Linked DNA regions of Homo sapiens: region 1 is linked to region 2. The links are chromatin loops, found by intact Hi-C in ENCODE. Cell type or tissue: CD4-positive, alpha-beta T cell. All regions are shown on one strand. Links, peaks and the distances in the headings refer to the core of each region. The heading gives the core; the rest is flanking DNA.

Region 1 (16,418 bases), core at 7,146-12,145, 58 kb after region 2:
ACCGGCGTCTGGGACTCCCCCTCCCTGTGCCTCCTTCCGTCGGCTTTGAGGACCCTGCGACTACATCAGTCACCACCCGGAAAGTCCACCACAGACGCTACATCAGGCACCCGCCCCGAACAGCCCACGACAGACGCTACGTCAGGCGCCGACCAGAAGAGCCCACCACAGACGCTACGCCAGGCGCCGCCCGAAAGAGCCCACCACAGACGCTACGTCAGGCGCCGACCGGAAGAGCCCACCACAGACGCTACGCCAGGCGCCGCCCGGAAGAGCCCACCACAGACGCTACGTCAGGCGCCGACCGGAAGAGCCCACCACAGACGCTATGCCAGGCGCCGCCCGGAAGAGCCCACCACAGACGCTACGCCAGGCGCCGCCCCGAACAGCCCACCACAGACTGTAAGCCAGGCGCCCGCGTGGAATAGCCCACCACAGATGCTACGTCAGACGCCCGCGTGGAACAGCCCACCCCAGACGCTACGCCAGGCGCCGCCCGGAAGAGCCCACCCCAGACGCTATGCCAGGCGCCGCCCAGAAGAGCCCACCACAGACGCTACGTCAGGCGCCCGCGTGGAACAGCCCACCCCAGACGCTACGCCAGGCGCCGCCCGGAAGAGCCCACCACAGACGCTACATCAGGCGCCCGCCCCGAACAGCCCACCACAGACGCTACGTCAGGCGCCCGCGTGGAACAGCCCACCACAGACGCTACGTCAGGCGCCCGCGTGGAACAGCCCACCACAGACGCTACGTCAGGCGCCCGCGTGGAACAGCCCACCACAGACGCTACGTCAGGCGCCGCCCGGAACAGCCCACCACAGACGCTACGCCAGGCGCCGCCCGGAACAGCCCACCACAGACGCTACGCCAGGCGCCGCCCGGAAGAGCCCACCACAGACGCTACGCCAGGCGCCGACCGGAAGAGCCCACCACAGACGCTACGTCAGGCGCCGCCCGGAAGAGCCCACCACAGACGCTACGCCAGGCGCCGCCCGGAAGAGCCCACCACAGACGCTACGTCAGGCGCCGCCCGGAAGAGCCCACCACAGACGCTACGCCAGGCGCCGCCCGGAAGAGCCCACCACAGACGCTACGTCAGGCGCCCGCGTGGAACAGCCCACCACAGACGCTACGTCAAGCGCCCGCGTGGAACAGCCCACCACAGGCGCTACGTCAGGCGCCGCCCGGAAGAGCCCACCCCAGGCGCTACGTCAGGCGCCGCCCAGAACAGCCTGCCACAGGTCCCTCTCTCAGGGTCGGCTGAGGAGCGGCCTCCATTCCCTCTTCCGTGAAACACGACTTGCTCTCAGGTTCTGGGGCTGAGACGTGATCGTCATCAGGGCCATTACTCTGCGGTCCACAGTGGAGGGTCTGGAGTCCACCGCCTCTAACCCCCGTGAGCCTGGCAGGCTCTTCTCTCTAAAGCCCAGATGTCTTCATCTATGCAACGAGCGTGGGGCATTTAGCGAGGCTGCTGAATATCACCCTGGCTTCCTCAGCCTTTGGAAGTGGAACTGTGTGCACAGCCTCGCAGCAGGCCTGCCTCCCGCCCGACAAGGCCTTTCTGCTCTGAGTTCCAATTTGTGGTGACCCCGTTTCTGGGCTCTGTGCGTGCCCAGAGTGGGAGCTCCAGTAGGCAGGGCCACCCACCTGTCCCGGGCACCTGAAACCCAGCCAGGTGCATGGGGAACTGTGTGCTTGGGGTTTTTTTATCTCTGTCCTGTAAATGGGACGTCTGAAGTTCAGCAGGTTAAGTCACCCTGCCCCCATCATCATGTTGTGCAAAGTGGAAGGTGGAACTGAAACCCAGGAGCCCCCCTCAGACCCTGCGGTCTTTCTGCGTCTTGCAGCCGGTGGGAGGGAGATGCTGCAGCCAGAAGAGATCACCGCGGGTCAAGAGATCAGGGTGGGGTGATGCCCCAGGGTCACCACCACACAGAAACACTGCTGCCTTTTTTCAGAAAATGGATCCTTCCTTTAACTTTCTGGCATTCGGTGTGACCTCGTGTTGGTCATAAACAGAGCAGAACCAAGAATCCCACCAGCACAGACTGTGCCATGTTCAGGAGCTGCTGACAGTCAAGCCACGGCTGTGCGGCCCAGGCAGGCTCTGGCTGGGGAAGACGGTCGCCAGCACTGGCGGCAGACCCTTCCATTACCTCCAGAGCCCGCAGTGGAGGACAGGCGGGCGCGCAGCTGACGCTGCGGGCTCTAGGACTGTCTGATCCGACGGTCACACCCCTCACATCTGACCTGGGCTTCACAGCAAATACAGTCATCTTATTGTAAATTATTCTCATGTCGCATTAATCGGTTATTCAGCGAGGAAAGTGACATTGAGGAAGAAATGACGTGGAACGTTTTTGGCCACAGAGAGAGATTTATTAAGAGGTTGATGCCAGAGAGGCCTCAGACCTTAGAGCCCCACTGAGGCTGACCAGTCATGACCTGGAGCCCAGGAGGGAGGGGACAGTGACAGAGATGCTGCCCTCCAACAACAGAGGTGCTCCCTGAAAGTGATGGTGATGAAGGTGCTCCTGGAGGTGATGATGAAAGAGGTGTTCCCTGGAGGTAATGGAGGTGCTCTCTGGAGGTGACGGTTAAGGAAGTGCTCCTGGAGGTGATGATGAAAGAGATGCTCCCTGGAGGTGATGGAGGTGCTCCCTAGAGGTGACGGTGATGGAGCTGCTCCCTGGAGGTGACAGCTAAGGAGGTACTCCTGGAGGTGATGGTGAAGGAGGTGCTCCTGGAGGTGACAGTGAAGGAGGTGCTCCCTGGAGGTGATGGTGACGGGGGTGCTTCTGGAGGTGATGGTGATTGAGGTGCTCCCTGGAGGTGATGGAGGTGCCCCTGGAGGTGATAGTGAAGGAGGTGCTCCCTGGAGGTGATGGAGGTGCTGCTGGAAGTGATGGTGAAGGAGATGCTCCCTGGAGGTGATGGTGAAGGAGGTGCTCCTAGAAGTGACGGTGAAGGAGGTGCTCCCTGGAGGTGATGGTGAGGGAGGTGCTCCTGGAAGTGACAGTGAAGGAGGTGCTCCCTGGAGGTGATGGTGAAGGAGGTGCTCCCTGGAGGTGAAGGTGATGGAGGTGCTCCCTGGAGGAGATGGAAGTGCTCCTGGAGGTGACAGTGAAGGAGGTGCTCCCTCAAGGTCATGGAGATGCTCCTGGAAGTGACGATGAAGGAGGTGCTCCCTGGAGGTGACAGTGATGGAGGCGCTCCCTGGAGGTGATGGTGAAGGAGGTGCTCCTGGATGTGATGGTGATGGAGGTGTGGAGGTGCTCCCTGGAGGTGATGGAAGTGCTCCTGGAGGCGACGGTGAAGGAGGTGCTCCCTGGAGGTGATGGAGGTGCTCCTGGAGGTGATGGAGGTGATGGTGAAGGAGGTGCTCTCTGGAGGTGATAGTGATGGAGGTGCTTCCTGGAGGTGGTGGTGAATACGGTGCTCCCTAGAGGTGACAGTGAAGGAGGTGCTCCCTGGAGAAGCCGAAGGCAGGCCTTGTCCCTCTAGCTACTTGGAGCCCCTAACACTGTCCTCAGTGCCGATGCTTTTGGTTGCTACCGGGCACTTTCTTTAGGACACAGGCTGAGGAGGGACAGGGATGGTGTCCCAGCAGCGTGAGCATCTCCCAGTAGCAAAGGTGACAAACCATTTCAGCTGGAGACGGAGATGAAGCTGCATATTTAAGGCCAAGGAGTCTGTGCTGTGTCGGGGGCACTCGCCCCTGCTGAGGAGCCACTGCTGAACCTGGGGCTTAGAGATGAGCCCTGAACCCAGCTCCAAAGTCTGCAGGCTCCACGTGCTGCTGGGCCCCCAACAATGACAGGGCAGGAGCTTGGCTATAGCCGCTCAACGAGTGTGCGTGGCCTGGGACCATTCTAACAAACCAGGGGCTTAAAACAACAGAGGGTGCATCTCATGGTTCTGGAAGCCGGCATCTGAGGTCAAGGCGTCCGTGAGGCCATGCCCCTCCAAGGTGTGGAAGGCTCTTGGGGACCTCTCCTCACCTCACGACCCTCCCTGCATGCCTCACCTGCAGACGCCTCACTCCACTCTCTGCCTCTGTCACATGGCCTCCATCCAAGGACCTGAAGCAGTGATTGGGGCCCCCAACTCCAGGATGACTTCATCTGAGCCCAAATCCATCTGCAAAGACCCTCCTCCCAAACAGGGCGGCCCTTGTGGGGCCTGGGTTGGACTCAACCCTTCTTTTTGGAGACAAAATTCAACCCCAAACACTAGACCGGTGGGATTCCTACAACAACCCCATCCGGGAAAGGCCATGCCCTGCCCAGGGCCGAGAGCCAGCTCAGACTGGCCTCCAGCAAGGGCTGGACACATGGCTCTCACATCACCTCTAGTCCAAAACACGTGCTCCTTTCCCTCCAGCCATTCCCTGGAATCACCCCCCACCGCCCCCCACAGCTGTGACTCAGCTGTGAAGCCAGCATGGCTCAGGAGGGGAGGGGAAAGATGAGGAGGGGAGGGGAAAGATGAGGAGGGGAGGGGAAAGATGAGGAGGGGAGGGGAGGAAAGGAGAGGGGAGAGGAGGGGAAGGATGGGGAGGGGAGAAGAGAGGAGAGGAGGGGAGGAAAGAGAGGGGAGAGGAGGGGAAGGATGGGGAGGGGAGAAGAGAGGAGAGGAGGGGAGGGGAAGGTGGGGCCAGACTGTGTGGTGGGCAAAGGAGGACTCGGGACACAATGAGAGAAAGGGCTCCATGGCCACCTTCCTAGACAGAGGCTTTCTCAGGAAACTGTAAAGTTAAATAAGACTCAGTCAGGCTGGACAACTGGGTGGGGGTAACGTGCTAGGGGCTGCCTGGGGCCAGAGTTGCTTCCTGATCCTGTCCCAGGAAGAGCCTGTGGTCCTGGACATGCATGCATGTGCACACAGCATATGCATGTCTGTGTGTGGGTGTGCACAGTGAGCTGTGGGGCCGTGACCATGAGGCACTGGCTTGGTTCACGTGCACACTCCGGACACCGTCCCCTCTTCTGTGCTAGTGCAGCCCCTCAGGCAGAAGCCACCACCCCATCGTCGTCCAGAACATTTTTGGAACTTCATGTTTTAGGCAACGTCTTAGAAAACCCAGCCTCATTGTTGATTAGATTAAAGATTTTCTGGGGGAGGAGGCAGCAGACTCTCACTGTGTTGCCCAGACTGGAGTGCAGTGGCATGATCTCAGCTCACTGCAGCCTCCACCTCCCGGGCTCAGGCAATTTTTTCACCTCAGCCTCCCAAGCAGCTGGGATTACAGGCATGCACCACCACCCCCGGCTAATTTTTGTATTTTTTGTAGCGACAAGATTTTGCCATGTTGCCCAAGCTAGACTTGAACTCCTGAACTCAAGTGATCCACCCACCTCGGTCTCCCAAAGGTTGGAATTACAGGCATGAGCCACTTCACCCAGTCAGGTTAAAGCTATTTAAGTTAACTCTCTTGTGCCATCAAACATGTGAGTGTTACTTGCTCGACTCTTCAAAATTAGATCCTTTTCTGGACACACATTCCTTTTGCCTTCTGTAGAAATTCCTTCCATGCTGAAAAAGATGTGTTTTCAACCATAAACAACTGAAAAACAAGGAAGAATTGCAAGTGCCCCACCAGGCTCTGTCACAGCCGCTTAACGTGAGCAGCATGAACTCGTGGAAACAGAAATCATTTCTGTGCCGTTAGAATCAACTGTAGGAAGGAGACAGGATTGAGTTTGGAAATTTCTGAAACTGTTGGTAACGGTTTCATCACCGGTCACCACTGATGGCCAGAGACCAAGGGAAGCGAGCCGTGGGGGGCCACTCAGTGCTAACCATCCCAGGCCACCTCCCACCAATTCTATCATTCCTTGCAAAGGTTCCTGTATTTTATAGCTTCAGTTTTCAATGTCTCTCCCATTATGTATCATACCAAATTCTGTGTAAGGACTTTTAAAATTCAAAGAACAACTGACTTGCATTAAATACACACAGACACACACACACACAGGCCCTTAGCAATGCTATATTTTAATTGACTATTCAATCACCCTTTAGGAATATTTTAGACATCAAATTCCATGCTGTATTGTGGCAGATAGAATTCATTGCCATTCATATCAAATTTAAAACTTAGATTGCTAATCTGTGTCCCTAAAAGTGGTAATAAAAGTATATATTTTAGAGCAATTACTTTTTCATCAAGGGATCTTATTTTATGAAATACTTGCTTGCCAAAAACCACAATTTACTTTTTACCATTTCATTTAACGATCTGACATTTGCGACATACCCTAATTAATTCTAACTCTGTCTAAACGGCTGTGATAAATATAACCTGTGCTGAAGAGATTGTAATGCCACTGGCAGATCTGTAGGGCCGACAGAGGAAACACATAGCAGGCAAGTGGCTGGCGTTGGGACGGGGCCTGCCATCTGGTCCGACCGTAGAAGTTACATACGAAAATACGTAAACTGTAGAGATTACATATGAAAACAAAATCCCAGGGACCTAAGGCAGCCGCTTAATCTGAAATGGAGTTGGTTGCCTTGTTCTTTTTTTTTTTGGTGTGTGTCTGTGTGTGTTTGTTTTTTTTTTTTTTGAGATGGAGTCTTGCTTTGCTGCCCAGGATGGAGCACAATGGTGCCATCTCCGCTCACTGCAACCTCCACCTCCCAGGTTCAAGCGATTTTCCTGCCTCAGCCTCCTGAGTAGCTGGGATTACAGGCACGTGCCACCATGCCTGGCTAATTTTTGTATTTTTAGTAGAGACAGGGTTTCACCATATTGGCCAGGTGGTCTCAAACTCCTGACCTCAGGTGATCCACCCGCCTCAGCCTCCCAAAGTGCTGGAATTACAGGCGTGAGCCACTGCGCCCAGCCTACAATCGCCTCATTCCTTATGAAATATATTTGACTGGCTGGATATTTATATTTATATTCTCCCATGATGCTTGGTACTTTAGCTAAGACTTTGTCAAGGCAGCTAATTTTTTTTTAATTTTTAATCTTTTTTTTTTTTTTTGAGACGGAGTCTCGCTTTGTCGCCCAGGCTGGAGTGCAGTGGCGCGATCTCCACTCACTGCAAGCTCCGCCTCCCGGGTTCACGCCATTCTCCTGCCTCAGCCTCCCGAGTAGCTGGGACTACAGGCGCCCGCCACCTCGCCCGGCTAATTTTTTGTATTTTTAGTAGAGACGGGGTTTCACCATGTTCGCCAGGATGGTCTTCATCTCCTGACCTCGTGATCCGCCCGCCTCGGCCTCCCAAAGTGCTGGGATTACAGGCGTGAGCTACCATGCCCGGCCCTTATTTTTAATTAAAATTAAAAGATTTTAAAACTGAGGAGCACGTAAAAGCGGGAACAATTAGTTTCTTTGTAGACTGTGCTCTTTTTACCTCAATCTAGATGCTCCTAAGTCCAACAGAATTCCTAAATCTAGACGCTCGGGCAAACTGTAATGGTCTGGCCACCTCCACGCCTCACCCTCAGATACCAACAGGTGGGCGTGGGAGGCCTGGCGGGGAGTAAGATGCTGGGGAGTCCTCCCCTCCCGGATGAAGCATCATTTTTACTACACGGAATGATGCTGGAGACCCTTTATCATCACCATACATTGCTATAACTCCAACAATAAACCCTCAGGTAAAAGGCTTAAAGCTAAGAAGAGTCACATGCATAAGTTCATTTGCATCCGCACTGAAACCCGTCTGTACCAGCATGATCTATCTTCCTGGATTGGCTGGCAACAGTGCAGGGTGCTCTGCGGTTTTCAGCTGCTGCTGTCTGGTTTGGGAGCATGGTTGTTGGGGATGAGGTGGAGACCTGGAGCTCACAGCAGCTTCTGCTGCTGCTCCTGCCCTTTAACGGGAATCGAGGGCACCACGGGAGGGGCTGAGGACTTCGCTCACAAGTATTATAAGGCTTGGGACAGTTTTGGCTTTGAGTTTTGTGTTTTCTCTCTTTATGTTATTTCTTCTTTACCTCGGTAATTTTTTACCTGATTTTGGTAACAAGTGGATAGGAAGCAAAGGGCCCTGGAATCGGGACGCCACACCCTTTGGCACTGCAGAGCGGTCATCGGTCTGGGTGAAAGCCACGTCTTCTGGTCTCTCCAAGCCAACTTTACTTATGAGGCCGTTCAACCACGCCTTGGAGAAACTGCTGATCACAAAAGTCTGGATTAAGGAAACGACTGCATGTTCTGACCAAAGCTTCAAAAAGCAACTCCAAGACAGGTGTTGTCAAGTGCTTCCCATTCGCTCCCCGGCCGCCAGGGTGGCTGACTTCAGCGGTTGTGCGATAGGTTTGGTGGCCCTGACCTTTCCTTGTACCACCACTTATGGGGGCGGTGCACGGTTCAGTGGGTTATGGGATTATTTTAGCCAGAAGGTGCTGAAAATATTAACAATAGATTTTATTGCTCTCTATTAGCCCAGAAGAACGCAAATTACCATTTGTCAAATGTTATTTGAGTAAAAACTATAGAAATGTTTTTGGCATGGGAGTGTAGGGGGAAAAAAGTGACCTTGAACTTTTGGTAGAGCCTGATTTTATCATTTAAAATTGTGTGCTTGCGAAGCTTTTGATATGTCATTTAGAAGGTTGTGAGACTGGATGTTAACTGTTCAACAAGAAAAACTCCCCACTCTGCCTTAAACTAATTATTTTATTCCACCGATGGGACCGTGTAAGCACTCAGGCCCCTCACCCTTCAACTCGATTTTAGCCTTGATTAACCTGAACATAATTAAAATAAGACTAACGCCACTAGGTGGCCATGGGGGTGTGGGGGTGCATGTGTGGGTGGGTGACTTCGTGTGTGTGTATGTCTATGTATGCGTGTGTGAGTGTGCACGTGTGGGTGGGTGACTGCATGTGTGCATGCGAGTGTGCATGTGAACGTGCATGTGTGTGTATATGTGGGTGGATGACCGTGTGTGCATGCATGAGTGTATGCGTGTGCAGGCATGTGTGAGTATGTGTGGGTGGGTGACTGCATGTGTGTGTGCATGCGTGTGTATGCATGTCAGTGTGCACATGTGGGTGGGTGACTGAGTGTGCATGTGAATGTGCATGTGTGTGTATATATGGGTGGATGACCGTGTGTGTGTGCATGCATGCATGAGTGTGCGTGTGTGCAGGCATGTGTGTGTGCATGTGTGGGTGGGGGACTGCATGTGTGCATGGGTGTGTGCACATGTGGGTGGGTGACTGCAGGTGCGGGTGCGTGTGAGTGCATGTGATTGTGTGCATGTGCGCACATGTGGATGGATGACTGCATGTGGGTGTGCATGCATGAGCATGCATGTGTGCATGCATGTGTGTGCATGTGTGAGTGTGCATGTATGTGTGTGTGCAGGCATGTGTGAGGGTACATGTGTGGGTGGGTGACTTCGTGTCTGTGCATGTGTGTGCCTATGTGGGTGGATGACTGCGTGTGTGTGTGTGTGCATGTGAGTGTGCATGTGTGTGCATGCGTGTGTGCGTGCCTCGGGTGGGAGTGGAGTGGGTCACTCGCGCACAGTCCTGTTTTCTTTTATAGACGCGCCCTCCTGTGGCCGCTGAAAATATTGCCCTGTAAAATGCCATCTCTGCCCTGCATCCTGTGTTTCTGTCGCTGTTTTTCTGCGTGAAGCATTTGGAGTCTCACATGAATAAATAAACGTTCCCACAAAGCTACACAGACATATGCAATTTTTTCATAAAATACTTGATTTGGGGTTTTATAAGTTGGGATGCCTCGGTACTGATGCACAGGTGCACCTTCTAAACTGAATTTCTAAAGCGGGGCGCCCGCGTGCCTGGGGGCTCCTCACACCGGCAGGAGGACAGAGCCAAAGTGGAGGAAGGTGTGGGCGGGGCCGGCTCCCTCACGAGGCTCAGGATGGACACTCCTTCCTGCCTCTCCCAGCTTCCGGCACACAAGCTGCTGCTTCTCCCAGCTTGTGGCCACACCCCTCCCATCTCTGCCTCCGTCTCCACGTGGCCTCCCTCCCCGTCCCGGTCTCAAGTCTCCCTCCCCCTTCTCCTCTAAGGACGGCTGTTGTTGGGTTTGCTGGCATTCTCAGTCCAGGATGATCTCCTCTCCAGGCCTTAACTTGTTACATCTGCAAAGACGGCCTCTCGGGCAGGCATGCTCACGGGTTCCAGGGGTCAGCAGGTGGACGTGTCTTCAGAGACCACCATTCCCCTGCACAGGACTTGGGGATCTCAGGGGGACTGGAAGGTGTGGGTGTCCGTGTTGCTGGAGTGTACAGGAGAATGAGACAGGCAGGCCGGGCCAGGCCATTCGCACTCTCCGTGTGGGTGATGGGCTGCGGGACGCCTCTGTGGCTGACTGAAAGTGAGGTCCTCGGCCCAAGGACCTGTCCCTGCAAACTGGGACAACGCTGACATCAGAGCTTCCCTGCAGAGCACCCGTCCCTCCAGCAGCCTCTGGGAGGACTCAGGGCTGTGGGGTCCGGTTTTCTTTCCTCACCTCACACCTGCCGTGGGCGTCTGCTGTGCCTGACAGGTGACGACGAAGTCAGCCTGCCCTGGAGAGGACGGAGCAGCCAGTAGCAGGAACTACCGAGACGCAGGGAGCGCTGGGAGCTGAGCGGATGGTGGTCTGTCCTTTGGAGATTTGTGGGCTGCTCTCTCCCCACTTCGCACTGACTCACAGCTCTGGGGGTTCACAGCTGTCTGCTCCCCAAGGCCTGGTCCCAGGGGGATGAGGGACAAGAAGCGATGGACACAGCTATGTCCCCAACCACAACAAAACCACTCCAGGGCAGATGCACACCTGAGGTCCCACGACCTCTTGAAGCCAAAGAGGGCTGAAAGGGAACAGGTGATCCCATCAGGTGACAGGTGACCTCAGGTGACAAGTGGCCCATCAGTGACAGGTAATCTTGTCAGGTGACAGGTGACCTTCCGTGTGGCAAGAAAGACAGACGTTGGCAGTCCCACAGCAGCTGCCTCGTCCTTGTGGGAAGGCCTCTGTCCCGCGGTGGGCAGGTCTATGCAGACTCACCCCAAAGGCCAAGGGAGCTGAGAGGTGGAAGAGAAAGGCTGACAGACCCAGCTCCTCAGACAAACACTTCACAGGGACTTGGGAAAGGAATCAGTGTCTCCGGTGGCCACAAGACGGTGGCGCCCGCACCCACTCCAGGAAGTGTCTTTTGTGCACATGTGTTTAAGGTGGGACGCATGCAGCTGGCCACATCTGACTCTCTTGGGAAACTCGTGACCGCTGGGGAGTGTGACAGGCATTCTTCCCAGGGTGTCTGTGCTACAGAAACACCTCAGTATGTGGGCGCCCGGCGCCAGTCATGGTAACGGTCTCGCTTCAAGACAGAGTCCCGTGGGCCGTGCAGCAGCCTCGCTGCCCCCAGGCTGGAGCTCTGTCACACTCAGCCGAGCTCCAGGGACCGGCTCTCTCTGTCCATTGGCTGCGTTTCCACCACAGCAGGAGGGGGTGCTCCCGGGGCGCGGCTGCCACCACTCGGCATGGACAGTGGTCCTAGGGCAAGCCCATCACTGGCCACCGTGGCTCACTCCACAGGCAGCACAAGGGGTGAAGTGTGGGGAAGAAGCCGCCCATTCACGTCCAGGCTTGCTTCACCTCTTCCTGCTGCATGCAAAATTCTCCCTCCCACAAATTCACCTCCAACCCACAAGCCCACCCCGGGCTCTGGCCACTCTCGTCCAGAGAGCCTGCCCACATCCACTCACCGACACCCACTCAGGAAGCTCTCTGACCCTTCTCTCCATCCTGGGAAGGTCCAAGCTGAGCGTGTTCAGCATGTAGTCCTCCCCTCCACTGGCCTGTGGGGGGTTGACAAGGGTGGGTTGGAAGTGATTGATTCTGCCTTTCCCCTCTGCAGGGCAGGATGACAATGTATAAAGCTCTCTGTCCCCAGCGTGCCAGCAATGGACACACAGATGAATGAATGGGAGGGACAGGCAGATGGGCAGACAGATGGACAGATGGAAGGATGGACGAATGGATGAACAAATGGATAGACAGATGGACAGACAGATGGACAGATGGAAGGATGGACGAATGGATGAACAAACGGATAGACAGATGGACAGATGGATGGGTAGGTGGATGGATGGGTGGATGGGTGGGAGGGTGGATGGATGAGTGGATGGATGGATGGGTGGGTGGGTGGGTGGATGGATGGATGGGTGGATGGGTGGGTCGGTGGATGGATGGGTGGATGGATGGGTGGGTGGATGGATAGATGAGTGGATGGATGGATGAATGGATGGATGGGTGGACAGGTGGGTGGGTGGATGGATGAGTGGGTGGGTGGGTGGATGGATGGGTGGGTGGATGGATGGATGGATGGATGGATGGATGGATGGGTGGGTGGGTGGGTGGGTGGATGGATGGATGGGTGGGTGGGTGGATGGATGGGTGGATGGATGTGTGGATGGGTGGATGGATGGATGGGTGCGTGGGTGGGTGGATGGATGGGTGGATGGGTGGGTCAGCGGATAGATGGGTGGGTGGATGGATAGATGAATGGATGGATGGATGGATGGATGGATGGATGGGTGGACAAGTGGGTGGGTGGATGAAAGGGTGGATGGATGGACAGATGGATGAACAGACAGATGGACAGGCAGATGGATGGATTAACTGATGGGCAGACAGAGGGACAGATGGATGGATGGGTGGATGGATGGATGGATGGATGGATGGATGGATGGATGGACAGGTGAATGAACAAATAACCAAACATTGTATTTACACACCGCCCTTAGGCCAGGTCTGTTTGTGTGTAACCAGGCCAAACAGGAATATGATTTTCTGGGGGAGTCCCATGAGGGGTTCATGACAACATGAGCATGTTGAGTCAGCCTCCTCTACCCAGTACAAGCTCCCCCAGCTACCCAGCAGGTCCACCGTCCCCTGTGTGGGACAGGGGTTGCCCCCACTCCCAAAACTTGGACCCTAAGGGTCGGTCCTCCCCGAGGGGAGGTCCTGGGAGCTGGAGAAGCCTGGCCCACTGCCCATGGTGCCTCTGCCCAGCCATGCACCCCCAGGAAGCTGGCAGCAGGCCAGCCACATCCATCCTGGGAAGGTCCAAGCTGAGCATCTCTAGCATGTGGTCCTCCCCTTGCCCTGTCTAATTCACTGTAATAATCACATAAGCAGCCTGTTGAGCTGGCAGCTGCGTGAAGTTTTAACTAAGCTGAGAACGGGGCTCAGTCAGCCACAATTTAAGCTCCAGCCACAGCGTGCCAAATAGCCTGGGCTGCAGGATCCATGAGCGCAGACGCTCAGAAGCTCACCCTGCTCAGTGTCCTCAAATGAACCACTGGCCCTTCCTTTATGTGGCCAATGGCAGCGAACCCAGAAAAAGCCCAAGGAAGGGCAGCTTATGTTGGTCATCTGGAAACTGGGCCTGTGGTTCCGTGAGCCTGAGGCGACCCTGGGAGCTGTGAGCCCTTCCCAAAGGGTTTGGACGTCTCTGGGCCCTGACAGCAAACAGAACTCCCTGTCCCAACACCAACAGCCATACTTCCGCTGTTGTTATGGGGTGCGCCGTGCCCCTCCTTGTGGCCCCCGGCTCTCACACAAGCTAGACCTTGATCAGCACCCCAGAATTACTCCATGAGCTCTGGAAGACTCTGCGAGATACCCGCATGCCTCACAATCAGGGTATTGTCATCCCTGTGGGCAGATTTCCCAGTGAGACTGGGGGATGTCCTGGGATGTCCCTCCCAGGTGCAGAGAGCACCCAGGGAAACTGGCCCCCCGCCCCAGCTGTGGCCACTTCAGGCCCCGGCAATCCAGGTCCCTCCAGAGGGGTCCCCGGGGGCACAGCCTCGCCCGCAGGGTCCAAGGTGTTTCCCTCTGTGGACTGGAGGTAAGATCGCCCACAGGCTCTCTTGATGAGACATGAACCAGGCCCACGTTGGGACTTGGGGGAGCCTGAAACGCAGGCTGGGCTCCCCGGGTGGACCCCATGGGCAGAGAGGGAAGCGTCCCCACATTGCGTCCTGCCCTGAGGCCCAGGACAGTAGAAATAGTTCAGGTCTCCCCAGCAGACTCTGGCCCAAGGGACTTGGAGAAGACCTGGCCACCAGGCCCCAGCGAGATGTCCCAGCCTCACCTTTGAGGGCCTAGCAGGTGCAGCCCTGCCTCACACGCCTGGTGACAGCTGCCTTCACCAAGGAGAAGGCTATGGGCTTTGGTAGAGCCGACACCTCACACAGACAGCAGAGGTGCAGAGAGGGAGCCCTTCCAGCCCCTCCCTCACTCCCAGCCACAGCCACTGACGCTGTCCTCCCGGGATAGCCCACCCCAGCACCGTAGCCCCGCTGGGCGCCCACTCCCCAGGGGTGCAGGAGCCTGGCCCTGACTCCATGCGGGTCACAGCCGCCACATCCCAGCTCCCACGAGGCTCCCACGCGGCTCCCAGGCCATCCTGTGCCATGGAGGCTGCTGGGCACCTGGACCCTGTCCTGCCCTGGGTGGCACCATGCTTTGCCCCTCCTCCCTCCTCAACTGCAGGTCAGTCCCCAGCAAAGCCGCTGGCCCCTCACAGTTCCCCTCACAGGGTCCCTCCAGCCCCATGCCCCCTGTGGTGAGCCCAGGGTTCTGGGATGGCCCCTTCGTCCCTCCTCCCTCTGCTGGGGACGCCCCTCCCACAGCCCCTGATGTGAACACCCACACTTCTGTGCCCGCGCTGGACCCTGACCACTCACTCTGCTCAGCCGGGTCCTGGGCCCCCCTCACCTCAGCAGCCCCCGGGGGTCCCCCCAGGCCTCCTCCCCTGGCAAGGAGCCAGTCAGGGGCACCCCAGGCCTCGGCAGAGATGCCAGGTACTCCACAGGCAGACCCGGACGGAGATCCGGGACAGGTCCACCCAGGCGGGTCCCCAAAGCAAACTGCACCACACATGGTAGCTTCTCTGGAGGGAAAGGATGACTCAGTTTTTTGAAGGTGTGTTTTCCGGCCGGGCGCGGTGGCTCACACCTGTAATCCCAGCACTTTAGGAGGCCAAGGCAGGTGGATCTCTTGAGGTCAGGAATTCAAGACCAGCCTGGCCAACATGGCGAAACCCTGTCCTACTAAAAATACAAAAATTAGTCGGGCATGGTGATGCATGCCTGTAGTCCAAGCTACTCAGGAGGCTGAGACATGAGAATAGCTTGAACCTGGGAGGCGGAGTTTGCAGTGAGCTGAGATCACGCAACTGCACTCCAGCCTGGGCGACAGAGAGAGACTGTCTAAAAAAAAAACATGTGTTTTCCACTGCAGGTTTGAATCTGGGTCAAAACACCTCTTAAAATCCTCCATTATCACAGTTATTTACTCAAATAAAAGCCGCACAAGGCAAGATTTGCCCTTTTGCAGGGAGGAGGCAGGCCAGGGGAAGTGGTGTGTTCCCCGGAGACCCCCATCAGCAAGCTGGGCACAGTGAGGCGGCCCAGCGCCTGCGAGCCACAGGGAGCCCTGGAGTGCGCTAGCCAGCTCTGCACCCTCATCCTGTGTGAACCCCCGACGACTGCCTGCATGACTGTGGGAGCCCCGGGGAGATATGTCCCTGCCGGGCCCGGGAACGAGGGTGGCGGGGGCCCAGGGACCTCACGGCCACCCCAGCCCCCCGTCTGCCACTGTGCGACCTGGTTGCCAGGCACCAGTCGTGGAAGCCAGCGCAAGGCAAGAGGACCCCTGGGAGCTCGTCCAGTCACAGGAGGGAAGGGGTGGCCTCGGAGCCAGGCAGAGGGGGAACCCACACAGTCGCTTCCAAGACTGTGCCCCAGCTCGGCTTCTGGCGGGGGCTGCCCAGCTCAGTACCAGACTCCTGGGACCTGTGCTGCCCCTACGGGGTCCAGGCCATGCCACCATCCTTCCCACGACATCCAGGAAGCTCCGCCCTTGATGGACCCTGAGGGACGAAGGCTGGTCCCCACTGCCAGCCAGGTGCCCCACCTCGCTCTCCCTCCTTCCCCAGCCGCGTCCTTGGGCCGTGTCCGTCTGCTCCAGGTGACCGGCCTGGCCTCCCTGTCCCTGCTCGCCACCAGCTGGGAGGGGGCTGCCGAGTCTCAAGACAGCTCCTGGGCCCCTTCCCTACAGAGAGGTTCGTCCCCACCACCCACCGCCTCCTCTCGGGCCAACCTTGACCGCTGCCTGGTCCTCAACGTTCTCGGTCAGGAGAACCCAGAGGTGAAGGAACCCAGAGGCGGCGGAGGTCCTGCCCAGGGGAGCAGCATGGAGGGGCGGGCCGTGGGCAGCCAGACGGGCACCAGGCTCCCACCCGCAGAGGAGGCGACGGGAGCCTGTCCCTGCACTCTCAGTTCTGTTGTCCATTGCTCTGTCTGGGGGCTGTTACACAACTCTCGGCTAAGCCTCATCTTTTTATTTTTTAATAATTTTGTATTGTGCTAAAATACATGTAACAGGAAATGTACCATTTTCCCCATTCCTAAGTGCACAG
Region 2 (16,418 bases), core at 5,474-10,473:
CCGTGCCCCTCCAGCTCGTGGACCCTGTGGACAGAGCCAGCCACGAGGCTGCGAGACACCTGGGCCAACCAGGGCTCCCGGCTCCTCCAGACGGAAGCACAGACATGCTCGGCTCACTCACGTCCTCAGAACAGGGTCTTATTTTTGTGCAGGAGCAAAACTCCACTATTTCCGAGGGACTCCTGCCATACCCCCACTCTCCTATGAAATGGAAAACTCACTTCCAACCTGATACACTCTTTTGTTGGCAGGAAGACTGGGCATGATGTCACCACAAATTCTGCCTCATTTCCAGAGGCACACAGGGCACCGCCCTGCGCAGAGGCCTCTTGAGAGCCTCCCTCCCTGCCCGGCGCAGGTCACACATGCATTGCCACCTCCTGATCGTCCTTTGTGCAGCGTTAAAGCTCCCACAATGACGCCCCATCCTTCTTTGTCTCCCACGAAGGGCCTCCTCCGTTGAATTCTGAAGGTCATTTCCAGCTGAGGCCCCAGGCCTGAGTAGTGACTAATTCGATTCACTTTGTGTTTCACTGCTGCTGTTTTGTGCCCGTCTTCACCAGGCCCAGAGCTGGAGGCTGAGCGCTGGGAAGAAGGTACTTTTCATCTTCCTGTCCAGGGTTATGTGGCTGGTGGATCCGAAGTGATGGGTTTTCAATGGCCGCTTAGCTTTCCTAGTTTTATAGGCTGTTCCCACATGTAGACGCCAAGCGCTTGTTGACACAGTCAATGAGATGCAAGTCAATACCATAAACGTTGCTGATGAGGGATTCTCCCTGCCTCCCGCCTCCTGGCATTTCGATTTTTCCAACAGCATAAAGAGGGTGTCAGTGCAAGATTAATGCAGAGCGGGAGGGGACAGGGCGTGCGGGGAGCTGCAGCCGATGTCTCCAGGCTGAGAGTGTTTCCGAGCGTGGGCCGGGGCCTCGGCTCCTCTGGCTTTTACGCCCCCCAGAAGCCAGGACTCTGAGGGTGGGAGGATGGACGTGGTCCACTCTCGGGCCACCAAAAACCGGGTCAGGGTCAAAGGGAGATGCAGCAGCTTGTTGAGTGGATGAGGGTTGTGCGGGGTCAGGGGGCAAGGGTCATGCGGGGTCAGGAGTGAGGGGGAAACCCCCTCCCAGCCCGTGGCCAGCAAGCCAACACTCATTAACACTCCATTTCTCACCCGAGCACCTGGGTGTGGGAAAGAATGAGGTTTAGCGAGTTGAGTGAGGGAGAGGGAGTTTGGAAATGGCACCGCAGATGATCGATGCTCCTAATAAGCCCTGAGCTATGAGGCCCCATGCGGACACAGCACCTCCATCGCTGGCACACCTGCCCCAACCAAGCCCTGCTTTCATTCACAAAATGCCAGGCTGGAGGGGTGGGTGGCAAGGCCCAGAGACAGACAGTGTCGCCTCTTACGGGTGCCACCCCCAGCCCTGGCACAGCCTGGGTGATGGGCACCAGGCCGCATGCGGTGAGCCGGAGCTCAAAGAGGGGTGCCAATGGGAGGGTTTCAGGCCTGGCCAAGAGTGGGTCCGCCTCAGTCCTCCCTCCCCAGCCCCCAAAATACACACATACCCCCTACATCAAAGCAAAAAGAATATGGCTGGCACCCCTCATCCGTCAGGAAGGTCTAGATGTGGCAGCAGGGCCCGGCCTCTGTCTGCAGGGGGTTTCTCCATGTTTCCTTTAATCTCCTTCAAACCACAGAGCGCACATCCTTTAGGGTGTGGGCCTGGCGGCTGCGGGACAGCCCCAGCTAGAGGTGATCCGAGGTGCCAAACATGCCTCCGCACTGCGGTGACAGTTGGACACAGCCTCCCTGTCACCATCCTCCTGTGAGCATCTGTAAACTAAATCCACTTTCAGACCCATTCCCATTAAAACAGAGCTCCTTCTGGGAGAAAAAAATTTCAAACAGCTGAGGGGTTTTTTCTTTTAATAAATAATTATGTAAATACCTTCATGGAACAAAATTCTCTACTCCATATTCAGAAATGCAAAATAAACAGCCCCCCAACCTTCAGAAACAGAGGTCAGACAGCAAGTCACCCCAAAGTGTCCTAGAAATGAAGGCAGAAAACGCATTGCTGAAGCTACAGGAATCCAGAAAAGGGGACGTCCACGCTGGTGGGAAGGTGCAGGGAGAGCAGAGGGAGGGCTGGGTCTCGGGCAGCACCCGTGAGCGGGGAGGAGGAGAGAACTCGGGGCTCTCCAGGGTGGGCAGGGAGGGGCAGGAGCTTGGCTTCACAAACCTGCCCCCGGGCTGGGCAGGGGCCACAAGCTCCGAAGTGGAGCCTGAACCCCGGTGTAGACGGGTTTGGATGTCGGGCCAAGGATTTGGAGTTTTTTCCTGGAGGCCACTGGGAGCTGTTAAATGGATTTAAACAGAGACTGGGACAGAAATAAATCAAACGTGGTGGGACTGAAACGTCTTGGCAAACAAGAGCCTGAGCTAGTGCCCAGCGGGCTGGACGGCCGGGGGTGCTCCTCTTGGCAGCCCCCGGCCCACCCCAAGCATCGCGGTATTGCCCCAACTGCCCTGCTACGGACCAATATGCCCTAGGCCTTAAACCTTTTCACCATGACTGGGGCTGCCCTGAACCTGTAGTAATGGGCCTGGAGACGTCTGTTCCTCAACTTTCATACGGTTAAAGACGACAAGGGCTGAATTCTTTCACTGCCAATAAGCACTGCCGTCACTCATACAGCGGGGAGGGTTGTCGATCGCGTGTGTTGTCTATTTCACCCATCCTGTAAGTTCACAGTTCTGCCTCAGTGCACATGCTTGGCTTTGGGAAGGACAAACAAGTTCCCAGTGACAGTGGCTGAGTCCTAGGAAGATGTATGAACGCCTGGGCTGGGAAGGAGACGCCCCCTTCCCCCTTCCCCTGTTGGAAGCCCCTCTGGTGTGCACGTGCCATGCCTTAATACAAGAAGAAGAGTTCATTAAAACGTAGTGAACTACACTGTGAGAAGGACAAACACATCTGTCTATTGCATTAGAAATAACGTGCAAGGAAGCCCCTAGAAAAAGTGTGATATAAATGTAAGGGGTTGGCCAGGCACGATGGCTCACGCCTGTAATCCCAGCACTTTGGGAGGCCAAGGCAGGTGGATCACTTGAGGTCAGGAGTTGGAGACCAGCCTGACCAACATAGTGAAACCCTGTCTCTACTAAAAACACAGAATCAGCTGGGCATGGTGGTGCACCTGTAATCCCAGCTACTTGGGAAGCTGAGGCAGGAGAATCGCTTGAACCCGGGAGGCGGAGGTTGCATTGAACTGAGATCACGCCACTGCACTCCAGCCTGGGCAACAGAGCAAGACTCCATCTCAGATAAATAAATAAATACATAAATACATAAATGTAAGAGGCTACGCTTGTGTGGCTGGAGATTCTTGGACTTACCCAGGGGGTTTCCCACCTGCCACGTTTTTTCCCTTTCTCAATCTGCTGCACTAAAACCCCAGTCACAGCACAGCGTCCTGAGAGTGTGTTCACACCCTCTCTCCTCCACTCGGCTGGGAACAGTTTTACGGCAGGGATTCGCTTCTCGTCCCACTTGGCCTCCCGCAGCCATGCCCGTAGCAGGCAGTGGTCGGGTGCCTGCTGAATGTGGGAAACAGCACTTCCCGTCCTTCCCCGGCACTGGTGGCCCACCTTTAAAATTATTATTATTTCTATCCATCCTTGTTCCGGAGGGATCTAAGGCCTCTTTGATCAAAACTTCACAGAGACTGATTTCCCCGGACTCCTGGATTAGCTAAGAGAGCCAGAAGCTTAAAATTATAAATTTATCCACTCAATCAACAACTATTTATTCAACTCTAAGTGCTGGGAATGGATTCAGTTCCATGAAGGTCGTGAGTTTCTACATCCAACTTCACCCTTGACTTTCTGAGGAAGCCCGAATTTTGCTCATCAATCACAGGTGGTTTTGATATGAGCAAAAGCCACCCACTGTTTTCTGTATGATCAGAGGAGGATGGTGGTCAAGAAACCTTTTACTCATTCTTTGGAAAAGAGCTGCTGAAAATGCAAGTTGTATTTATCTCATCTTATCATCTCCCCAATGCTAACCCCAATAACATTTTCCAAAGGAGATATTCCATCCTAGACTTTCAGTTTCTCCATAGTATTTAAGAAAATCCATCCAACCCACCAGGGGATGCTGAGGGGGCATGCTCTACCTCCCACCAGCAGTCTGTCCTGGCAGGTCAGTTTCCAGCCCCGGGACTCAGATTGGTCAGCATTAAAATGAAGAGGTGGATGTGGCCAAAGCCCCTCCCAGCTCTGGAGCTCTGGAGCTCCGATTGTCTGTTTCATAGGAGAGGGCCGAGTGAAGCCATTTGGCCTAGGCAAATGCCCTTCTCAGTGATGCCTCTTAAAGAAACTCCCCAAGAGTGATGGGCTAGGGATTCAGTGCCACAGCCCCCAGGCCTTATCAGGCCGCTCTTCGGAGGTGGGAGGCAGACAGGACCACTTAGGCAAGGCCATGCCCCAACATGCCAGCCGTGCGGGAGCTGCATGAGTGGACAGGCTCAGGTGGCTGCTGTGGTCTGGGTATTTGGCCCTCCAAGCCTCGTGTTGAAACTGAATCCCAGTGCTGGAGGTGGGGCCTGGTGGGAGGTGTTTGGGTCATGGGGACAGATACCTCATGCATGGCTCGGTGCTGGCCTGGCCCTCGTGGTAACGAGTCAGTGAGTCTCACTCTAGTCGTCCCTGTGAAACCTGTTTATTAAAGAAACCTGGTGCCTCCCTGACTCTTGCTTCCCTCTCACCATGAGAACTCTGCACACGCAGGCTCCCCTTCACCTTCTGCCAAGAGTGAAGCTTCCCAAGGCCCTCATCAGAAGCCAGTGCTGGCACCATGCTTCCTGTACAGTCTGCAGAACCATGAGCCACATAAACCTCTTTTCTGTGTAAGTTTCCCAGCCTCAGGTGTTCCTTCATAGCAACGCAAATGGACTAAGACAGTGCCCTTGTCAACAGTTTTTCCTTCTAGTATTATTAATCCATTCATTCAGCAATTGCCTATTGGAATATGCAAGACTCTTTTATAAATGATGGGGATACGCCAGTTATGATCAGGATGAACAAAATTCCTACCCACATCCCATCATAGTATAGAGGAGAGAAAACGGGTCATGTATAAGGTCACATTGTGAAAAGGCAATGGAGAAAAATGAAGCAGGATGATACAGGGGTGCAGGGGGCAGAGAAGGCCTCTCTGAGATGGAGGGATTCGGGGAGGACTGGCTGTGGAGACAGGAACACCTTCCCAGTCAAGGAGCCCGCGAGTGTGAGGTCTGAGATGTGGATGAGAGACAGTTCCTGGAGCATAGGGGGCCTGGGCTGGGGAGGGAGTAGTCAAGATGCTGAAAAGAGATCATGCTCTGAGCAGCTCTGGGCATGAAGCAGGCAGCAGCTACTGCTGATTTGGCAAGCAAAGGTGTGGTTTGGATGTGGGAGAGGGAAGAAAGGAGAGGAGTCAAGGATGATTCTTAATATTTGGGCTCAAGCAACTCTGTGAATGACAATGTCACTGAGATGGAATTCTGGCATAAATGCCTTGTTCTAGAACAGTCTATAATTCTATTTTTTTTTTCAGAGGCAGAAAGCTTCCCTGGGCTCTTTCCCACTAAGTGGCTGTCGTTGGCACCCCCAGCTTTGACTGCTTCCCGCAGGAATGGCCCTCGAGGAGGAAATGGAGACCACTTCTGTCTGTGGTGTCTGCCTCCTCCCTCCCTCTAGGAGACGTTCTCCTCCCTGGTTTACAGACGGCACAAACGGAAGAAGAAGAAGATAAAAAGCCCAAAGGTGGGAACAAGGTGTGTGTGGCCTGGCCCCACTTGCCTTTCTCTTGTCCTCAGCTTGCACTGTGGCTCCTGAATGTTTGCCTCTTTCCTTCATCATCAGTAGCTCTGAGGCTTCAGGCTCCAATTTGTCCCTGGAGATGTTCAGCATCTTCCTAGAAGGGATATGGTAATGTCCAGAAGCATGTCTGGGACTGGCCCTCACAGGAAAGACACAGCAGAAACGTGAATTTCAGCACCAGCGAGAAGACAGCACCTCACACTGTGTGCCCAAGACAAGCCTTTAGGAACTCTCAGTGCCAGGCAGAACCCAAGCTCCCACACCGGGTGTCTGCCTGTCTGACTGGTTCTACCCGAGATGCCAATGCTGACATCAGTGCTGAGGGCAGCTGATCGTTGTCTTAACACACTTAAAGGGCACCTCCCAGCTATCTGCTGCCCCTGTTCCTCTGGACTGGAGATTTTAGTAACTGCAAGAGTATCAAATTTTATGTTGATCCCTGGAAAAATGTATTAAATGACAGCTTGGGGGTTTGTTTTTTGTAAAGAATGTGCAGCATTTAATAAGACCAGTATTATACAATTCCAAAACAAGACAAAGATGTCACAAGAAAACAAAACTACAAAGCAATATCTCTTATTAATATGGATGCAAAAATCCTCAACAAAATACTAGCAGATTGAATTTAGCAGCTATAATAAGAATTACATTCTATGACCAAGTGGGATTTATCTTAGGAATACAAGATTGGTTGAGCATTTTAAAATCAATTAAGGTAATACCTCATATCAACAGAACAAAAATCACATGATCATCTCAATACATGCAGAAAAAAAGCATCTGACAAAATCCTAACCTCATTCCATGATAGAAATGCTCAACAAACTACTAATAGGAAGTTCTCAACCAGAGAAAGGGCATCTATGGAAAACCCACAGCTAAAATTATACTTCATGGTGAAATACTGAATACTTCCCCACAAAGGTCACAAAAAAAGACAGATATGTCCACTCTCACCTTGCTGTTCACCAATGTATTGGAGTTTCCGGGGCAATTAGGCAAGAAAAAGAAAAGGCATTCGGTTTGAAAAGGAAGACGTAAAACTATCTATGTTTGCAAATAACATGGTCCTATATACAGAAAATCCTAAGGAATTCACTTAAAAACTATTAGAACTAGCAAATGAGTTTGGAAATATAGCATAATACAAGATGGATATTGTAAAAACCAATTTTATTGCTATATACTTGCAATGAGTGATCCAAAAACTAAATTAAGAAAATAATTCCTAGTAAACTATCGCAAGAACAAAAAACCAAACACCGCATATTCTCACTCATAGGTGGGAATTGAACAATGAGAACACATGGACACAGGAAGGGGAACATCACACTCTGGGGACTGTTGTGGGGTGGGGGGAGCCGGGAGGGATAGTGTTAGGAGATATACCTAATGCTAAATGACGAGTTAATGGGTGCAGCACACCAGCATGGCACATGTATACATATGTAACTAACCTGCACATTGTGCACATGTACCCTAAAACTTAAAGTATAATAATAATAAAATAAAATAAAAAGAAAATAATTCCATTTGCAATGGCATCAAAATGAATAAAATACTTGGGAATACATATGACAAAACAAATGTAAAACTTATACTTGGAACCCTACAAAACATTGTTGAAAAACTTTAAAGAAGTTTTAAATAAATTGAAAGACATCCCATGTTCATGGATTGAAAGACTTGACATTGTTACAACGGCAGTGATCCCTAAAATGATCTACCAATTCAACACAATTCCTTTCCGAATCCCAACTGATGTCTTTGTAGAAATCAAAAAGCTGATTCTGAAGGTCATATGGAATTGCAGGAAACCCAGAATAGCCAAAACAATCTTGGAAAAGGAGAACAGAGTTGAAAGACCCACACTTCCTGATTTCAAAACTTACTAAAAAGCAACAGTAATCAAAATAGTGTGGTACTGGCTTCATTATGGATTAGAACTGAAAGTCTAGAAATAAACTGTCCCATCTATGGTCAACTGATTTCCAACAAGGGTGTCAAGACTTCTCAGTGGGGAAAGAATAGTCTTTCAACAAATGATGCTGGGACAACTGGATTCCAGTGGAGCCACCTATAAAACAAGAGAAAAAAATAAAACTGAACCCTTACCTCACACCATATAAAAAAATTAACTCAAAATGGATGAAAGACATAAATGTAAAAGTTAAAGCTATAACATCTTAGAAGAAAACAGGGGGAATCTTCATGACCTTAGATTTGACAAAGAATTCTTTGATATGACACCAATTGCAAAAGCAAAAAAAGAAAATACTGAAACACAATATTTCAAAAAAATTAAAAACCTTTATGCTTCAAGGGATATCATTAAGAAAGTGAAAAGACAGCCCAAAGAATGAAATAAAATATTTTCAAATCTTGTATCTGAAAAGGGACTCATTTCTGGAATACATAAGAAATTCTTACAACTCAATAATAAAAGAGACAAATAATCCAACTTTTTAAATGGCCAATGAATCTGAATAGACATTTCTCCAAGAAAGATATTCATATGGCCAATAAGCACATACAAAGATGCTCCACTTCACTAGTCATCAGGGAAATGCAAATCAAAACCACAATGAGATACCACTTTCCACTTCCTACCCACTAGGATGGCTAGAGTCGAAAAAGTCAGATAACAGGAAGTATTGGTGAGGATGTGAAGAAATCAGAACCCTCACGCCTTGCTGGTGGGAATGTAAACTGGTGTTGCTGCTTTGGAGAACAGTCTGACAGTTCCTCAAATGATTAAACATAGAGATACCATGACTCAGCATGTCAGCTCCTAAGCACACACCCAGAGAAACGCAAAACCTATGTCCACACAAAAATTTAAACATGGCCAGGCGCGGTGACTCACGCCTGTAATCCCAGCACTTTGGGAGGGCAAGACGGGTGGATCACGAGGTCAGGAGTTCAAGACCAGCCTGATCAACATGGTGAAACCCCCTCTCTACTAAAAATACAAAAATTTGCCAGGCACAGTGGCGGGTGCCTATAATCCCAGCTACTCAGGAGGCTGAGGCAGGAAAATTGCTTGAACCTGGGAGGCGGAGGTTGTACTGAGCCAAGATCATGCCACTGCACTTTAGCCTGGGCAACAGAGCAAGGCTCTGTCTCAAAAAAAAATTAAATAAAATGTAAACATGAATGTTAACAGCAACATTACTCATAATAGTCAAAATATGGAAACAACCCACATGTCCGTTGACAGACAGATCAATAAAATGTGGTAGCTTCATACACTGGAATAGTATCAAACCATAAAAAGGAATGACACACACTACAACGTGGATGAAGCTTGGAAACATGATGCTACCTGAAGGATGCCAGACATGAAGGGCCACATATTAAAAACCATCTAATGGTACACTTTTCTTTTTTCTTTTTTTTGAGATGGAGTCTCACTCTGTTGCCCAGGTTGAGTGCAGTGGCGCAATCTCAGCTCACTGCAGCCTCCACCTCCCAGGTTCAAGCAATTCTCCTGCCTCAGCCTCCCTAGTAGCTGGTATTACAGGCACCTGCCACCACACCCACCTAATTTTTGTATTTTTAGTAGAGCTGGGTTTTGCCATGTTGACCAGGCTGGTCTCAAACTCCTGACCTCATGTGATCTGCCTGCCTCAGCCTCCCAAAATGCTGAGATTACAGGCGTGAGCCACCATGCCAGGCCTAATTATACATTTTAAATGTGTGAATTGCATGCACAAGATTTATATCTCAATAAAGCTGTTTTTTAATGTTAGATACAAACTTTTTTTTTTTTTGAGATGGAATCTCACTCTGTCGCCAGGCTGGGGTGCAGTGGCACCATCTTGGCTCTCTGCAACCTCTGCCTCCTGGGTTCAAGCGATTCTCCTGCCTCAGCCTCCCGAGTAGCTGGGACTACAGGTGTGTGCCACTACGCCCAGCTAATTTTTGTATTTTTAGTAGAGACGGGGTTTCACCATGTTGGCCAGGATGGTCTCGACCTCTTGACCTCGTGATCTGCCCGCCTCGGCCTCCCAAAGTGCTGGGATTACAGGCATGAGCCACCATGCCTGGCCCTAAATACAAACTTTTAGCATGTTAAAATCCACCAAACCAGCCCAGTCGGGCTATGTATCAATTTCCCACGGCGGCCATAACAAATTGCCACAAACTGGATGGCTTAAAATGATAGAAATTTACTGTCTCACGGTTCTGGAGGCTGGAAGTCTAAAACCAAAGCCCCTGGAGGGCCAGGTCCCTGCTGGAGTCGCTGGGGGAGGGTAATTCCTGCCTCTCCCGGCCTCTGCTGCTGCAGGCCAGCCCTGGTGTCCCCTGGCTCGCAGATGTGTCGCTCCAGCCTCTGCCTCCATTGTCTCCCGGTGTTCTCAGAACCCTCCTGGGTCTGTGTCTTCACGTGACCTTCAAATAAGGACACCAGTCATTGAGGCAGGGCCCACCCTAACCTAGTATCACCTCATCTTCACCTGAGCACATCTTGTAATGGCCCTATTTCCAAATAAGGTCACACCCACAGGTACTGGGGGTTAGGCCTTGATTATACCTTTTTTTTTTTTTTTTTTTAGTGTAGAGTGCAGTGGTGCTCTCTACACCCTCAGGCACGAGCCACCACACCCAGCTTGCTTATTTATTTATTTATTTATTTATTTATTATTTATTTATTTTGGTAGAGAAGGGGGTCTCGCTATGTTTCCCAGGCTGGTCTTGAACTCCTGGGCTCAAGTGATCCTCCTGCCTTGGCCTCCCAATGAACATATCTTTTAGGAGTACATGATTCAACCCACCACAGGCCGCGAGAATTTGACTGCACGGGTTTCGTCAGTGCCTCCCTCTTTGGCTGGAGGAGCGCCGCTGCTGGAGCACGACGCTGGTGACGGGGCGTGCAGTGAGGTGACGCGGGGAACAAAGAGCCGCCGCCGGAGGGGCTTCGGCGTGCCCAGTGCACAGGCTGCCTCCCTCGCGGGGCCGCTGATTGCGAGCTGAGTCATGTGCCTCTCTGCATTATTTTCTTTGTTTTCATTGATGTGTTTTATGTTCAACGTCAGGCTTGTTTGTTTGCTTGCTTGTTTGAATTAAGGCTTTGGCTCCAGAAACACTGAGCATTCCCGGTGCATTTTCCAAGAACTGTTGAAGGGACTCGACTTTACTTTCTGTTCTCATAACTTAGACTTGGGAATTGGCCCTAGGAAGGGTTTTTTTTTTGGAATGAAGCACTATCCTAACATAGGGGGAAGATTCCATTTCTCAAACCGTGGCCTGGGAGACGTGGGCTTGGGAATTGCTGCTGTTCATACAAACTCTGGCTTCAGATTCCGGGGGCTGCAGCCCCTCCTCTAGGGAAATCTTCACACAGAATCCACACCCCCGAGCTGGGCCACTGCATGTATTACCTTCATCTGCTCTCCCGTGTGCCGCCCCGGCTCTCCCGTGTGCTCTCCCCGGCTCTCCCGTGTTCCCTCCCCGGCTCTCCCGTGTGCCCTCCCCGGCTCTCCCGTGTGCCCTCCCCGGCTCTCCCGTGTGCCCTCCCCGGCTCTCCCGTGTGCCGTCCCCGGCTCTCCCGTGTGCCCTCCCCGGCTCTCCCGTGTGCCCTCCCCGGCTCTCCCGTGTGCTGTCCCTGGCTCTCCCATATGCCGTTTCTGGCTCAAGTCCTCAAGGCAGGAACACGGCTGAGCCTTCTTTGCCTCTCAGCACATGATGGGAACTTTTTTGGATGCTCCGTGAAAGTATCTGTTGGATAAAAGACTCAGCTCATGAACACGTGATGGGGACAGCCGAGTCCACGCCTCGTCACGGCCGCATAGACACTCTGGTTAACGACTCTGGGTCACTCTCATCCACCGTGATATCCGAGAAGCACCCCTTGCTTCTCCAGAACCTGGGCCAGGCCCCTGCCCGCCCTGGTCTTCATCTCCCCTGCGTGGGAACTCGGGCTCCCTCTTAGACCTCTCTTCTTTTCGTGGGTAGCCATGGGCTGCAGGCTCCCTGGGCTGCATCTAGAATGGCCCTCCCCTGGCCCCTCTCCCAAGGCTCTGGGGCCACTGCTGACCTCAAACCTCCCCCCTCCTAAAAGGCCAGGTGTCTCGTGCCTGGTCCGAGGCCAAACTGACCCCAGGGGTGAGGACTGGACCTGGCACTGCAAACCTCCTGATCAGCCTTCCCAGCCCCACCAGTGCAGCCTCATCCTAAAGGAGGTGCTGGGCCACACGGGAAAAGGGGACTTTGACAAAGGGCAGAACATCGGCCCAGTGGCGGAGGACACGTCAGCCCCCCAACTTAACGCGGTGCGGGAATAACAGGGGCTCTAACAGTGGAGAGGGTTGAGAAGGTCAGGAGGCATCATCAGGAGAAAAGCAATATGAATTTCTAAGCAGCAACATCTGGGAGATCAAAAAAATCCTACTTCAATCACCACAAAAATCTCTGCTCATTACACACAATCATATTTAGTTATTAATAGACAGCGGCTAGACACTGACATTTTGCACACTCCACCCGAGATGTGCCGGGGACGCTTCTGGCATGAGGTTTGTCATTTTCATCAGTGTCTTCCACGGATTGACCGATCCAACCCCAAAATCTCACACTGTCACTCATCATAAGTGAATTTATCAACACGTACGTAATCAGAATACACATGAGAGTTTAACTGTTTGCATACGAAATTACTTCATTCTTCACGCTTCAAAAAAATTCAATTTTGCATAATAAATAATGATAAGGGCCAGTTGACAATTATATAGGTGGGAATAGTATGTGGAAATGATTGGAATTTCAATGGGCTGTGTGGATCTATCTGGAGGTTGCCTAAGTAATCAGCCGCCAAGACGGCTTCTCTCCATTGTTGGGGGTTAATACAAAGCTCTCAACTCCTATTAGAGGCAGCCTTACTTAAACTGCAAATTGGCACATATCCTATTAGTATTTTCCTCCTGTGACACATTCTCCAGCTGACTTAGACGCACAGTCAGGCGAATATTAAAATTAGGCTATTATATTTATGCAGAGAAACAGCAGCTTGTCTCAAAAAAATCTTATGGGGACACCACACATACACACACACACACACACCCCTCCAAACAAATGCCACAACCAGGCCTGCCCCACACAAAGGAACCCATCATGCGCTGACCAGCCAACTCCGAGGCAGTGTTTCCCCAGCCCAGAATGCTGTTGAGTGACCCCAGTGTGGATAATCACACCCAAGAGCGAATGAGGGCGAAGCTTGTCCTCACTTCTTCCAAGGACAGCTGTCTCCACGACAGCATGATATGATTTCACTTCTGATTACAATGGTTTAATAGGGGTGTTGTCATTTGGTTCATTAATTAGCTGCATCCCTGCATATTCTAGCCTGGTTATTGCACCCGTGGTTACTGCACAAAAATGACCCTGTCCCCTGCAGCTCTGCAACTCCCTCTGACCATGAGGGCGGGTGGAGGTCCCACGGCATCCACACTATTTTAAAGGGGCGAGGAGTCAGAGGGCTTTGGAAAAAATTAACCTTATTAGTAATTAAAAGACAAACCCACACACTTTTAAGTCATGGTAAGAGCTCTTGTCTGCTGAAGGTGTATTATCTGCAAAATTTCTCCACGGACGTGTTTTCACATTGCTGCCCCCTGAAAATGTGAGACACTTTCTAGTCTGTGATGTGGTGGCCCCTGAGCCCACCCATGGTCAGCGGGCTCGTCCATCTGGGGGTCACGTGCTGCATTCTGGACACTGTTCACCGCCCACCACTTTGAGTCCTCCTGTGCATGCTGCTTGGAGGCTGATGCCACTCTCCACTGATGGGGGGAAGGAAATCAAGACCCTAAGAGAGTAAGATCACCACGGCTTCCGCTGGGTGGAGCTGCCCGAGTACATCATCCCAGCACAGGACCTCATGCCTCCTTTAACCCTCCCATCTCAGGACACCACAGCATCCTGCCAGAGGCTCGTTACCAAAAGGGCGTGCCCGCGTAGGGTCTACACCCCACACTGGGTTCAAAAAGGAAAAACAGGACTCAGCACCTGGGTTTCCACAGATGTGTGCAGAAGTGAATGTTGCCTGCTCCAGACCTCTGCCGGGGGCAGGAGAGGAACGTGCCTGCCTTCAAAACCCGGCCCACACTCAACAAAAAGGGAGATGCCACCACTTAACCCCAAAGAACAAACTGGCAGTCAGTGGAAATAGGAGTGACCTCATAGGAACTGGGCTGTTCATCCAGGAGCGACAGAGGAGGCATTGGGAAGACACAACAGAACATGGTTTCTTAGCACGTTCACTAAAATCCGGCCTGAGACAGGACGGCCCTCGAGTAGCCATGATCCCAGGTGCTAAGACACTCCGGGCTGACCCTCAGCGGCTTCTTCTCTTCCTACACACTTGCACAGGAGAAGGAGAGGCCTGGCTGCATGTGTGGACTCAGCAGAGAGCCCCCGGTGAACCCACCCTTCTGCTCAGAGGGAGGCTACACCCCAGCAGGGCTGGGTCAGCTGTGCACCCCCAGGCACAGGTCTCACGTCCGGGGACTGCATCTCCAACACGACAGCCACAATCAGAGCTCACAAGCGCTCAAGTCACAACATCGGGACGCTGGAGACGTCGCGGCGACAGACAGAGAGCTCCACCTTTCTGCTGGGCGATGCTGCTCTGGTGTTTTGCAGAGCCTGCCACACTCAGCTACCTGGGGTGAATTTCAGTGAAACGTGGTGCCCTGGTCCACGGCTCCAAAACATCACTAACGTGACCACAAGGGAGAAACCCGATGGGGAGAAGACAGCAGGTGCCGGAGGTCAAGAGAGCTCGGGCTGGTAGAAAGCTGAGCAACTCATCGTGGCAGTGACGATCCCCAGGGAGCTGCCGCGGGAGGTGCAGTGAGGCACAGCAGGAGCGCCATGGGTGCTGCGGGGATGCGGAGGTGCATAGGGGTGCAGTGGGCACAAGGGATGCCCTGGAGGTCAAAGTGGGGCGCAGTGGCGATGTAGGAGGGGTGCAGTAAGGGGTGCAGTGGGGATGTGGGGGTGCAGTGGGCTGTCGAGGACCAGTGAGGTGGCCGCCCAGCCACCCACCCCACCTAGAGGGGTGTTCCGTGGGTGTTTTCAGTTCACCCATGCTGGAGAAGCCTGAGGCCGAAAGGCAGGGCGTGGGGAGGGATGAAAGCCTGGGGTGCGGGTGAGGCTGCAGCCTCTGGGAAGCCAACTTGGCTGGAGGTGAGCAGGAGGGCGCTGCTGCCCTGGCTGTGGGATGGGCACCTCCGCAGTGGGTCTCACTGAAGGCCCCGCCAGCCCAGCAGAAAGCCCCGAGGTCAGGTGACCCCTCAGAGCTGCCTGGGTGGGGCCTGGACATGGTGTGCCCACAGTCACGGGACCAGAGGGAGTGGCCCCAACGGGCAGGTCTCTGGAGTTGAGACAATTCCCAAAAGGGGTCAGTAAGTCCTTTACCCTGGGGGGTCTGGGCCTGTAGCACAGCAAGAGATGGGGCCAACCCCTGGACCCCGAGACCCCAAGGACAGCTGTGGGCAGGGAGAGAAGCCTCATGACCAGGGCCACCAGCAAAAGTACACGGGGCTGGGACCCCCCCTCACCCGCACGCGGGGTCGGGAAAACCCCTCGCCTGCACGCAGGGCCGGGAGCCCCCTCACCTGCACGCGGGGCCGGGAGACCCCTCACCTGCACACCGGGCCGGGAGCCTCCCCTTGGCTGCACAGGGTTCCGCACAGGGAGCCGGGAGCCCTCGCCATTGCGTGCAGACGCCAAGCAGCACGGCCCAGGCCGCACAAGGCATCGCAGGCCCCTGCAAGGACGCTGGACTCCCGGGGAGCAGGTCCCTGGATCTGAACCGTGAGGTTCCCAAGTGGGTGTCCGCAAGGGGCCCATGAGCCCTGCCCACGGACTTCAGAGAGCCCCGGCATCAAACCCCAGGAGATCCCTGGGTGCCTGAGCTTCAGGACACAGATCAGTGTACTATTTGCTCTGTGGAACAAAACCACGGGGAGAAGGAAACTAATGGAAAATATCAGCAGAATGTTCAGAGAAATCAGAGAAAATGTGACATCCATGAAACAAAGGCAAGATGCCATCTTACACACCCAAAAGAACGCTCGGGAATTAAAAACAGCCCCGTGGCAGTAGAAGCAAAATCTTTCTGTGGGGGGAGCGGGGAGGGACAGCATTAGGAGAAATACCTACTGTAAATGACGAATTAACGGGCGCAGCACACCAACATGGCACGTGTATACATATGTAACAAACCTGCACGTTGTGCACATGTACCCTAGAACTTAAAGTATAATAAAAAAAATAAAAATTAAAAATAAAAAAAAGAAAGTTTGGAAGACAAAGCTGAGGAAATCTCCAAGTACCAAGAAAAACTGAAAACAGGAGAAAAGGGATAAGAAAAATGCAGAAATCCGTCGAGGCAGCCCCACGAGTTAAATAAACTAGGAGATCAGAGTCAGAGGAAGGGACCAGAGGTGCTCAGAGAAACACCCCGAGAAACTCCCCAAGCCAGGGGTGAGCAGGAGCCCCAAAGGGAGAGAGAGGCTCAATATCCATCCAATGAATGAAACCC

What was found. Peaks named below come from ENCODE experiments on the same cell type or tissue, not always from the same donor. Only the 100,000 strongest peaks of a DNase experiment are listed, where the experiment ranks them.
Region 1: it touches region 2 in a loop (4-fold over the local background); 7 of 110 quality-filtered maps call a loop at or near these places.

The regions. Positions count from the first base shown.
Region 1 is chr7:157,426,226-157,442,643 of GRCh38, reverse strand. No RefSeq gene overlaps it. Among named protein-coding and RNA genes, the nearest start is that of DNAJB6, 97 kb to the right of the region's middle. RefSeq lists enhancers at 742-1,273, 9,758-10,267 and silencers at 13,063-13,263, 14,657-14,822. In CD4-positive, alpha-beta T cell, for the core only: a CTCF peak has its summit at 9,513 (motif pointing left); DNase peaks (open chromatin) are centred at 9,533 and 9,824; H3K4me3 peaks cover 542 bases.
Region 2 is chr7:157,482,878-157,499,295 of GRCh38, reverse strand. It overlaps LOC101927914 (a long non-coding RNA gene), which reads right to left. Exons shown (of 4, transcript NR_110157.1): 3 at 5,849-5,963; 4 at 1-966. Among named protein-coding and RNA genes, the nearest start is that of MIR153-2, 83 kb to the left of the region's middle. RefSeq lists enhancers at 3,333-3,482, 8,467-8,761 and a silencer at 5,895-6,095. In CD4-positive, alpha-beta T cell, for the core only: no CTCF peak of the experiment used is centred there; a DNase peak (open chromatin) is centred at 8,535.